Regions from separate parts of the Homo sapiens genome. Here region 1 is linked to region 2. The links are chromatin contacts, found by Hi-C or POLR2A ChIA-PET in ENCODE. All regions are on one chromosome and are shown on one strand. The core of a region is the stretch at or near the end of the contact, and the rest is flanking DNA. Distances in the headings are between cores, read along the strand shown.

Evidence for each region. Hi-C counts contacts between places; a loop is a spot of excess contacts on that map. ChIA-PET counts read pairs that join two places held with the same protein, here RNA polymerase II (POLR2A). Pooled maps may share reads with other maps.
Region 1: a loop to region 2 is called in a map of endothelial cell of umbilical vein, with 7 times the contacts of the local background. The contact joins two enhancer-like sites. A Hi-C loop is called at or near these places in 2 of 168 maps with a recorded cell type or tissue (dorsolateral prefrontal cortex and endothelial cell of umbilical vein) and 10 of 50 pooled maps. POLR2A ChIA-PET finds 5 or more read pairs at or near these places in 4 of 52 experiments (CD4-positive, alpha-beta memory T cell, OCI-LY7, WTC11 and 1 more).

Annotation. Positions count from the first base shown.
Region 1 is chr12:14,990,999-14,996,930 of GRCh38, forward strand. No RefSeq gene overlaps it. Among named protein-coding and RNA genes, the nearest start is that of LINC01489, 7.9 kb to the right of the region's middle. RefSeq lists a silencer at 179-358. Within about 2 kb of position 3,058, at least 5 of the 41 ENCODE cell types and tissues checked have a DNase peak (open chromatin) inside an H3K27ac peak, as active enhancers do.
Region 2 is chr12:14,902,219-14,908,825 of GRCh38, forward strand. No RefSeq gene overlaps it. Among named protein-coding and RNA genes, the nearest start is that of MGP, 20 kb to the left of the region's middle. Within about 2 kb of position 3,318, at least 7 of the 41 ENCODE cell types and tissues checked have a DNase peak (open chromatin) inside an H3K27ac peak, as active enhancers do.

The sequences.
Region 1 (5,932 bases), core at 1,808-4,307, 89 kb after region 2:
TATTTGCAAACTATGCATCTGACAAAGGTCTAATATCTAGCATCTATAAGGAACTTAAATGTACAACAGAAAAACAAACAACCCCATTAAAAAGTGGGCAAAGGACATGAACAGACACTTTTCAAAAGAACACATACAAGTGGCCAATAAGCATATGAAAAAAGCTCAATATCACTGATCATTAGAGAAGTGAAAATCAAAACCACAGTAAGATATCATCTCACACCAGTCAGAATGACTATTATTAAAAAGTGAAAAAGTAACATATGCTGATGAGGTTGCACAGAAAAGGTAACCCTCATACACTGTTGGTGGGAGTGTGAATGAGTTCAACCATTGTGGAAAGCAGTACAACAATTTCTCAAAAGAGCCAAAAGCAGAACTACCATTCAACCCAGCAATTCCATTACTGAGTATATACCCAGAAGAAGATAAAGCATTCTACCATAAAGACACATGCATGTGAATGTTCATTGCAGCACTGTTCACAATAGTGAAAACGTGGAAGCAACCTAAATTACCATCAGTGATAGACTGAATAAAGAAAATGTACATATACACCATGGAATATTATGCAGCCATAAAAAATGTGATCATGTCTTGTGCCAGAACATGGATGGACCTGGAGGTCATTATCTTTAGCAAACTAAGGCAGGAACAGAAAACCAAATACCACATGTTCTCACTTATAAATGGGAGCTAAATGATAAGAATTTATGAACACAAGGAAGGAAACAGCAGACACTGGGGTCTACTTGAAGGTGGAGGGTGGGAGGAAGGAGAGGAGCAGAAAAGATCACTATTGGGTACTGGGCTTATTACCTGGGTGATGTAATAATATGTACAACAAACCCCTGTGACATGTGTTTATCTACGTAACAAACCTTCACATGTACCCCCAAACCTAAAATAAAAATGTTCAAAAAATAAGATACTTAGAAATAAATTTAATCAAGGAAATGGAAGATCTGTACACTGAAAACTGTAACTGAAACATTGATGAAAGAAATTGAAGAAGACAAACATTAATGGAAAGATATTATGTATCTGTGGATTTGAAAAATTACAATTGCTAAAATTTCCATACTACCCAAAGTTATCTCCAGACTCAATGCAGTTACTGTCAAAATTCCAATGGCATTTTTAGCAGAAATAGAAAAAAAATTTAAATTTTGCATGGAACCACAAAGACCCTGAGTAGCCAAGGCAATCTTGAGAAAGAAGAACCAAACTTGAGGCATCACACTTCTTGGTCTCAAATTATATTATAAAACTGCAGCAATCAAAACAGTATGATACTGGCATAAAAACAGACACATGGACCAATGAAACAGAATTGAGAGCTCAAAAATAAACCCACACATATATGGTTAACTAATCTTTAATAAAGTTGCCAAGAATACACAATGGGGAAAGGATAGTCTCTTCAATAAATGGTGTTGGAGAAACTGGATATTCACATGTAAAAAAATGAAATTCAGCCAAGTGTGGTGGCTCATGCCTGTAATCCCAGCACTTTGGGAGGTCGAGGCAGGAGGATTACTTGAGCCCAGGAATAAATGAGCTTGGGCAACATAGTGAGACCCCCATCTCTATATTTACCAAAAAATAAAAAATAATAAAATTGGATCCTTATCTTATACCATACACAAAAATCAACTCAAAATGGATTAAAGACTTGAACCATAAAACTAGGAGAAAACACAGGGGAAACTCTCCTTAACATTGGTCTTGGCAATAACTTTTTGGATAGGACACTAAAAGCACAGGCAACAAAAGTAAAAAGAAACAAATGGACTCCAGAGATGAATAAGTTGAAATGCTCCAAATGCACTTTCTCATCTATAATGTTGAGGAAATACCATCTATTTCATAAGAATGCCTTTTGAAAGTTACATGAAATAAGTGTGTAATGCTTGGCTCATGGTAAATGTCCAATGATCATATTATGATTGCTATATTCTTTGCCATTGTTATAATTATGAATTTCTTGCTTTCTGCATGACGATAGCCTAGCACGGAGATATAGTTTGTTATGAGATCACATTGAAGGGAACCATTAGCTATGCGACAGCACTGGTAGAGGTTGTTGCGTGTGTATGTGTGTAGCTGTGAGCAATGCAGTCAGGAAGAGTAGTAATTTAGGCGAATCTTTCTACTGTTCTCCATTTCCATCATCTCTTGGGTGAACTATTACCACAGCCTCCAAATAATCTTCCTGTTCTCACACCTGTTCCCCAACTCATCCTTCAAATTGTAGCCATCGTGTCTGTTCCCCCAGCCGTAAGAATGTAAACAGCAAGAAACAGTGACCTCGTTATATCATTCTTGACTGTGTAGTCAGTGTCTGGCATGGAGTCTGGCAGATAGCAAGCACTCAATATATTAATATATATGTTGACTGAATTAATAAGTGATGATTTAAAAGACTCTGCCCCGGCATGCCTATCTTGGCCTAAAGTCACCCTCCTGCACATTGACCATGTCTTCATGGACACTGACTTGGCAAAATTGGTAAAATACTATGCTGATGTGGACATCTGTAAATGTAGCATTTGTAAGTTAAGCTGAAATTTTCATATATTCTATTTCTCTTTCTGAAAGTCACCAAACTTACACAAGAGATGTCAGTTAAAGACATTGTGATGGTTAATTTTAGATGTCACTTTGACTGGCTTGAGAGATGCCAGATGGCTGGTGATGCATTGTTTCTGGGTGTGTCTGTGAGGGTGCTTCCACAGGAGATTGGTGAGTGATTCAGTGGCCTGAAAGAGGAAGACCCACCCTCGGTGTGGGTGGGCACCATCCAGTCATCTGGGGACCCTGCTCATGAAAATGAGCAGAAAAATTATCTCCTTCTCTCCCTTCTACAGCAGGATGCTTTTTCTTTTCCTGCCTTTGGACATCAGACTCTAGGTTCTTCTTCAGCTTTTGGACTCTAGGACTTGCACCAGCAGCCTCCGGGGTTGGGGTAGGGGGTGGTTTCAGTCCTCACTGCTGCACTATGGGCTTTCCTGCATCTGATGCTTAGGACATGGACTGACCATGCTACTGGCTGTGAGTCACGCCATTGGCTTCTCTGGCTCTCCAGCTCGAAGTCAGTCTAACTGAAACTTCACCACTGTGATAGTGTAAGCCAGTTCTCCCCATATATATCCCCTTTTGTATAGCCTGTTGGTTCTGTCTCTCTAGAGAACCCTGAATAATACAGATTTTGGTACCAGGAGTGGTTCTTGATAAACAGAATTTTAAGGATAAATTTTCTTAACTGGTTTTAGGGTTTTTGAAATGGGCTGTCTAATCTGATTAGATATAAAAATGCTAAAGACTCTGCTTCTAACAGTACAGAGAGCACAGATAGTCCATGGCATGAACTGTTGTACAGAAAATAAATATATTTGATACTCCTAATTCACCACATACATGAAGCAAGACACTTGGTAACCCTGTGACTGATACTTTCAAACATTTGTGAAAAACCAAGGAATATAATAATGCTAGTTGGTTGTTCCTAACACCACTGGACAAAGTGATGAAAGAAAATGGGAGGAAAGTGGAAGAGGGGTGAGGGAGAAAAAATTACTGAGTGGGTACAATGTACATTATTCAGATGACAGTTACTCTAAAAGTCCAGACTTCACCATTTGGCAATTTATCCATATAACAAAACTACACTCGTACCCCTTAAATTTATACCAAAAAAAGAGAGAAGAAAGTGATGAGCCCATGGATTTGAATTCTTGGCTCTAGGTGCTCATAAACAGCCTAAGAGCTTCTAAGTGTGCCCCGAAGAAGAACCTTCTCTCCTGTAAACACAGGAAATTGTTGAAATTGCTGAAAATCAAACAAGCCTTCATCATGCAATGGTCTGATGTACAATAAACACAAACTCTCAGCCTCTCAGGTGTCGACTATTAAAGTGAGGACATTGATTGGGAAAGACTGTTTTTGTTTTTTTTTTTAAGTTGGGATGGAGATGTGTGGGAGAACCCTGATGAGGCTGGAGACATCGGGCTCCTAAATTCTGATGAACCCTCATCCCTAGTGGCAGTAGCACCCCCATCTCAAGCCCCACCCCCAGTGATATTGGCCTTTCCACCTGTGTCTGAGGGGATTAACCCTTCATTGTCTGAATAAACAGTAATGGCCTCCCCTGAGGGAGCTTCCAAGCAAGACAAGGCTGATTCTCCTCAGGACCCACCTTCACCTCCTCTCTTTGCTTCTAGCCGCATAACCAGACTCAAGTCCCAGCAGACCCCTAAAGGTGAGATAGAAAGTGTGATCCACGAGGAGGTATGCTACACTCCAAAAGAAAGACTTGAGTTTTCTAATTTACACAAGCAGAAATCCAGGGAACACGTGTGGAATGGATATTATGGGTGTGGGATAATGGTAGAAAGAACATAAAGTTGGATCTAGCTGAATTTATTGACTTGGGCCCACTAAGCAGAGATTCTGCATTTAATGTTGCAGCTTGGGGAGTTAGGAAAGGCGCTAACAATCTGTTTGGTTGGTTGGTTGAAACACGGATAAAAAGGTGGCCCACTGTGAGGGAGCTGGAGATGCTCTTCCTTGGTTTACCATAGAGGAAGGGATTCAAAGGCTTAGGGAGATGGGAAGGCTGGAGTGGATTTGTCACTTAAAACCTGCTCACCCCAACTGGGAGGGTCCATAAGATATAGCTTTCACCAATACTTTGGATGGAGGTCCAAACCCCAGAAATAAGGTTTTGTGACTGTTATTTTGAAAGTGTGCAAAAATCTTGGTTGCTGTGACTTGTGGCAAGGCAATTCATATGCTATAGGAGAGGCTTAGCTACTGCTTAAAGGTTGGAGGTGAGGAAGTAAGCCTGGTTTCTTGAGTGTTGCTTATGGCTTTACTCAAATTTTCCTGAAAATATTTCTCTTAGTTCTTTATGCTGTGTAATAATTTCTACCAGCAAGACTAGGAGAATTAAAAAAAAAAAAAAAACAACAAAATGGATTCTTCTTAGAACTGGGCTTAGACTGCCATCTTGTGGATATTTAGCTTCATATTCTAGTGCTGACAAAAACAGGTAAAAGTAAGTGTACACATTGTTTTTTAAATTGACAAGCAGAAATTGTACATATTTTTGGTGTACAATGTGATGTTTTGATATATGTGTACATTGTGGAACAGCCAAATCAAGTAACTTAATTATACATTACCTCACATACTTATTTTTTGTGGTGAAGACTGAAAATCTACTCTGAAAGCAATTTTCAAACATACAATATATTGTTATTAATTGAAGTCATCGTGATTTACCATAGATCTCTTAAACTGATTTATCATGTCCACCTGAAATTTTGTGTCCTTTGACCAACATCTCCCCAATTCTTCCCATCCCCTGGTTTTCAGAAAACATCATTTTATTCTCTGTTTTCATGCGTTCAGTTTTTTCGCACTTCATGTATAGGTGAGGTGAGATCATGTAGTATTTGTCCTCCCGTGCCTGGCTTACTTCACTTAACATAATGTCCTTTAAGTTCATCCATGTGGTTGCAAATGATAGGATTTCCTTCTTTTTTAAGGCTGCATAGTATTCCATTATGTATATATAGCATATTTTCTTCACCCATTCATCCATTGATGGTTGCTTAGGTTGATTCTATATCTTGGCTATTGTGAATAATGCTGCAATGAGCATGGGAGTGCAGATACTTCTTTGACATACTGATTTCATATCCTTTGATATATACCCAGAAGTGGAATTGCTGAATCATATGGTGTTCTCTTTGTAACTTTTTGTGAAACCGCCATATTGTTTTCCACATGGTTGTGATAATTTACATTCTCCCCAAGAGGTGCACGTATATTCTTAAAAAATATTAAAACTAGAAAAGACTTTATATTATTCACCATATGCCCTGATTTTATAAAAGAAAAAAACACTTGAGGCTGAGAGGAT
Region 2 (6,607 bases), core at 2,068-4,567:
CAGAAAGTCTAAAGAATCTTTCTCTTCTTTTACTTTTGAAAAATTTCTAATGGATTTTCAGGAAACAGTTACCTAAGGTGTTTTAGTCCTATTTTTAAATGTAATGCATCACATATTTATTGCCTGTGAACCTGCTTGAAGTTAGGAACCATGTTTTATTTGCATTGCTTTATATACTTGGTTAGGCTAATAAAATGAGAATATCTATTATTTATCAAATGCTTAATTACGTTACCTATACTATTTCTAGTATTCACAGAAACCTTTCCAGGTATGGGTGTTACTTCCGTTTTAGGCTTAGAAAGGCTAACCTGCTCAGAGATAGAACCAATACATGCTGGAGTTGTAATCAGAACTTAGATCTCAGCTCTCTTCATGACTCCACACTGCCTTAAATATTTGTTGATTTGATTAATCTAAATTGTTGGTTACACAGTTTATGTCCTTTACCTCTTAGGGTTTCTGCGATCATCCCCAGAGCCAGACTGGCTAGGAGCCAGTAAGAAGAGAGGAAAGAGAGAGAGAGGGAGATATTGAAACCACATTTTGTGCCTTGTCATTTCACAAGGAAAGAAAGCTTTAGTTTCTCTCTTTATTTTTGTTTTTATCTGTCTTCCCTTTTTAATTCTTGGCCCTATTCCTTATTCATTTCTTATTTATTATTATATTCTTTTTCGTTATTAAAACATCCATTTATAAAAAAAATTTTCTTTTATTGTTTACTTATATGAGTAAATGCCTTGGTCTAATCTAAGCTTACAATTTCCCAAAGGTTCTTTAGTTAACTAGCTAAATTCCAAAAAGTTAATTTGCCCATAGGGGGCTAATTTATATGGTCTTCCTAGGGAAACACACACACACACACACACACACACACACACACTTTCTTAGGGGAGAAAACCAATAGGTTATGACAAATTCATTCGTGAAGGTAAGTAAACTAAGTTTGGAAACTGAAAAGTTAAACTCTGTGGAGTCTCTTGAATTGCTCAGTTCTGGTCCTGAGGCTCAAGTCCCCACTTGCTGTCCCCCCAGCTCTGTGCTCAAAGACCTTCTTCATGCCTCAGACAGCTCTGTGCTTTCTGGCTGGTCACTGTCATGTGTTCACACATTTTCAGATCAACATGAACAGGGTGGCAGAAAGAAGCTATTGGGAACTAGTGTTTGGATGTATCCCAGAGATATTTAAACTATATATTGAGTTCCCAATATGTGTTATATGTTTTTTTTTAAATAAGCAAACATAGAAATTAATGGTGGTAATAAGATGTGATTAATTCTATATTAGTCAGGTGTATCACCATGTGTTAGGGGAGCCCAGGAGCATGAGGGAGTTTCCAGAGACACCCATTTCATGACTGATGAGAGGCTGCCAGCGAGGGAAGGTGGGGAGTGTATTCTAGGTGGAATGAACAGCTAGTGCCTTAGCACAGACCAGAAACAAAGAAAAAACACAGAAAGCTTGAGACGTATGTGACTTCTGAGTGCTTTGGGATATTCCTCAATTGTAATAACTGAGGCTTGCTCTGTGCCAAGTCACCTTCCAAGTGCTTAACTTGTGCTGCTTATTTAAATCTTCACAATAAGGCTATAAGGTTAGTTCTGTTACTATTCGCACTTCACATTGCAGAAACTGAAGCACAGAGAAATGAGACTTGTGAAGGTTCACACGGTAGGTAAATACTCAGGTTCTCTACCCCAGAGCCTTTGCGCCTAACTGCCACACTATGCTCTTCCAAGTGTTTGCTGGAGAACAATAAATATTTACTAATGTATTTCTTCTTGCAGGCCACTTGTGTCCTTCACTAATCAGAAACTTTTATATTTTAATGGTACTTCACAAAATCCCCTGAGAAGAAAAGAAAGAGGCAGACCCACCAAAAAAAGGAAAACCCCAAAGGTGAAAAGACAAGGACTGAAAACAAACTCGACCCTGGATTGAGTTACAGCATCAAATACCCTATTGCTGATATGGAAGCGCTGGGTAGAGGAGGGCGTGGTCCCTCCCTAGGGCTCCACTCCCACAGACCTAGGTGAGGACAGGCATTTCCTGCCCAACTGTTGCATTTCCCAAGACCACCCTGGCCTGCCATGCCCCCATCTTGTGCCTATAAAAACTCCCAAGACCCTAGCAGGCAGACTAGAGGCAGCTGAGCTGGACGTCGAGAGGAACACACTGACACTGGCACACCTGCAGGCCACCGACCGGCAGAAGCAGAACGACACAAATTTGGTAGGGACAGTTAGAGGAGAGTCCAGGCTGCTGATCAGCCAGACTTCAGGGGAAAACCATCTCCCTTCTGGCTCCCCCATCTGCTGAGAGCTACTCCCATTCAGTAAAACCTTGCACTCATTCTCCAAGCCTCGGTGTGATCTGATTCTTCTGGTACATCAAGGCAAGAACCCAGGGTACAGAAAGCCCTCCGTCTTTGCAGAAGATAAAGGGTCTAACTGAGCTTACGCAAGCCGACTACGGATGGCTAAACTAAAAGAGCACCCTGTAACACACACCCACTGGGGCTTCAGGAGCTGTAAACATTCACCCCTAGACACTGTCATGGGGTCGGAGCCCAACAACCTGCCCATCTGCATGCTCCCCTAGAGGTCTGAGCAGCGGGACAATGAAGAAGCGAGCCACATCTGCATCGCACACCCTGCGAGGGGGACAAGGGAACTTTTCCTGTTTCGACGGGACAGGAAGTGTTACAGGCCACCATCTTTAATTAGAAAGGCAGTGAGTGCCAAAAAACAAGGAATGCAAGATTCAGACTAAAAATGTGTCTCATTCGCTAGGATAATTGTGCCAACTTTCGTTATAGGAAGCCAAAAGATCCTATCAGGGTAGTTATCAGATCATTAATTTTGTGTCACATACAACCTGTATTGTTACCTTTAAGAACTTCCTGTATCCTCGGCTTCAAATATTTCAGAAAGTGGTCAGGTGTAGTACAGAGATCTGGGGCAATCATTGCATGTTGGAGTCCCGGATTCCAAGGGCTTTTGGGAACAGATTTGTGAGAAAAGAGTGAAAAGGAAGCAAGCAGGAGGATGTTTATTTTTAATAAAGGGACCCTGCCCTAACTTCCTGAACTAAAACCAGTCTAGACTTGTTTTTTCCATTTTACACAATGTCCGTAACAACAGAATACATTTATTAAAACCAAACAAACTGGGGGTTGAGTTTTGGCACAGAAAGTCATACAGAAATAGAATCGGCTGCTCTTGAGTTGGGGTGAGTGATTGATTTACAAACCAGCAGTAGATTAAGGCTGCACTGGCCTTAACTGAACTGAAGTTATTTTCATTATGAAGAGACAATAGAGAGGCAAAATGTCTGGCCTGGTGCCTGGGACATGAACTAGTTAGTCTATCAATTCTGACCTCCTTTTCCTTCAGTTTTCAAAACTCAAGAGATTAGAGCTAGGAAGGACCCTTATGGCATTTTCTTCATAACTGTGTGGAGAAAACTGAGTCTCAGAGAAGTTAGATGTTTTTGCCTCTGCATTCACAGCCATAGATTAAAGCAATGTATCACTAAATTACCAGACAGTACCTACAAATGGGGAGATTTAATTTTGGCTTCTGTCGGTTGGGAACATAAATGTGGCAACAATTCAATTTGCACACAGTTGAGCATAGATTCACAGCCAACTCTTTTTTTTTTTTTTTTTTGAAAAGGAGTCTCGCTCTGTCACTCAGGCTAGAGTGCAGTGGCACGATCTTGGCTCACTGCAAACTCCACCTCCTGGGTTCAAGTGATTCTCCTGCCTCAGTCTCCCAAGTAGCTGGGACTACAGGCACCCACCACCACACCCAGCTAATTTTTATACTTTTAGTAGAGACAGGGTTTCACCATATTGGCCAGGCTGGTCTCGAACTCCTGACCTTGTGATCCCCCCGCCTCGGCCTCCTAGAGTGCTGGGATTACAGGCATGAGCCATGGTGCCCGGCCCACAGTAAACTCTTTAGTAATTGGTAGACTCTGTGTTTGGAGATTATCTGGCTTCTTCCCTCTCCTTCTCAGCCATTTTAGGGTGCCTTCAGTAGTGCTTCAGCATTTAGATGCAGGTAGGTGTGTACTTAATCAACGTTTAAGGAATGTCTGAGTCCAGGCCAAAGTCAATGTGTATTTTTACATTTCAGAATGCTTTCCATTCCTCATCTCGCTTAATCCCTACAGTATACTTATAAGGAGACAGAAAGTTAATTTGAGCTGGATGTGATGGCAAGTGCCTATTGTCCCAGCTACTCAGGAGGCTGAAGCAGGAGGATTGCTTGAGCCCAGGAGTTCAAGGTTACAGCTATGATCATACCACTGCACTCCACCTTGGGTGACAGAGTGAGACCCTATCTCACGAAAAAAACTGTAAAAAAAAAAAAAAAAAAAAAGAAAAGAAAATTAATTTGAACTCTATTTCACCTGTGGAGAAAACGAGATACAGTGATATTCCCAAAATGGCATACTGAGTTTCACAGGGAGGTCAGGATTAGAACCCAAATATCCCTCCTCTAATTTTCTTTACAGTGGGCCATGATCTCCCCCCAATCCCCTCCATTAATAGGAATTAGAGAAGTTGTAACAGTAAATGAATCCCGAAATGTACAATGGAAAGTTGTACAGTAAATGAATACTGAGATGTAGTGAAGTTGTACAGTAAATTAATACTAAATACTATGTTCATTTTCACAAAAAGTGCTTCTAGTTAATTTACTTCAACATGTTGGGCTAATTTTGGAGATGTACAACATTTGGAACCAGAACAGTCATTTCATTTCTAAGACTCATTGTTTTAAAATTTAACTCTTCATGCCCAAAGAGACATCTTCTTTCACAGGCCCCTTCATGATGAATGATACTCCTTCCTTGACTCTTCCAATGTACAGTCATTTTCCAATGGCAGACTGCAAAAGACTAGATGTTTCAACTAAACCAAACACTAACAGTCCTTTGAGTGCTGAGCACCATAACTGGTGAAGACAATGGCTGCTTGGAAAAGTGACTTTATCCTTAGGAGATTTCTCCATTCCCTTGAGATTTCTTCCCTTTCATACAACTGTGACCACTTTGTTCAGATCTTAGAGGCTCAATCTCTCTATAGTAAAAATAAAATAAAACCTTCTATCTCAAAGGATTTTTTAGTATCTTTATTTAAGGGGTGTGTCTTTTACAGAAACGTAGAAATTTGTAGAGGAGGATGAGAAATTAATATTAGTTCTATGAACAAAATAGCCTTTGCTGTGGTTTGGGTTCTATTCTGTTTTTGATGACTAAGAATCATAACTAATAATGGCCTCTTCAAAATACATTTCTTTTAAGAGCCTGATTGATGGTTATCACAGCTTTCCTCATTCATTCGTTAGTTATCAAGTGACGAAGTCCTTTTAAGTTCATTCCTAAAATTTCCATCTCTGCTTAGAATTTGATAACATTGAACTTAAAATCAGACATTTTGAGAGGCATGTAGAAATTGTGTTTTGTGACCTGTGCTTTCCAGAAATGGCTATGTTAAGATACAAAGTTGTAATTAGAATCACACAGACAGAAATGGTGAATCTTCTTGAGGAAACCTTGAGAAACTTGAATATTTTGCAACTTAGAAAATTGGAAAATGAGAAAATGGAGGAACCAGAGGGTCATAAGACAGTTCTCAAACTGTAGATAGCCTTTAGTAAATTGCCATTTTAACACTTTGTCTGGCTTGCATAATTATCTCCAGCCTTAACTATATTGGCTACCATTCTTTCCTAAACATCAGCTGGCTTCAACAGAGCAGTGATTCTCTGACCCATTAGCACTCACCTTACAAGTCAACATCACATTATCACCCACCACCATTCTTGTATTTCACAATCATGTAAATATCCTACCACAAACCACCCTGCCCTCCCATGAACACCTAACATTACCACTTGTTGGCTGACTTAGCCTCTTCCCTTCCTCAGCCTTGGTATATTATTAGTGGTGTTATGGGAAAAAACAGCATGGAGTCAAGAGAATGAGTCAATCCAAGAGAGGCTGCAGGTCTGAGGAGTTAGGTCACAAGTAGTCATTCTTCCCCATTTTCATTCTGTGACGTGTTTGCCAAAGTGTGGTGGAGTAAAGGGTATGTAGGTCTCAAAAGAGTGCCCTTTGGAACCAATAAGATTCTGATGGTCATGGTGTACCAGGTAGAGATTGCAGGACAGGGCCAGAACTTTCAACGTACTGTTCAATATGTATCCACCTCCTTTCAGAGACTTCCTTCCCTGATCATTCCCCTTTGTGCTCAGCCCTCATATTATCACTCAACCTGCCTGAACTTTTGTCCCATGTAGTGACCTAGAGCAACATTATTTGAAGAGATGGAGATGGAGGGAGAAGTAGAGATAGAGGCCATGAACTGGTAGGAAAGTAGTAAAGGATGGACCACAGGGTGGGCAATTATTAGCAAAAAGGAGGATGTGGCAGGAGTGAGGAGCAGGAAATGAAGACAGGAAGGTAAGGTACTACCAACTCTGGACATAAAGACAAGAGATATTTAACAACAGATAAGATCACCTCCATGAAATTTAGCTGGCATAAATAAGCATTAAGGTCAGAATTTGGAGTTAAATCTAACATCGTTTT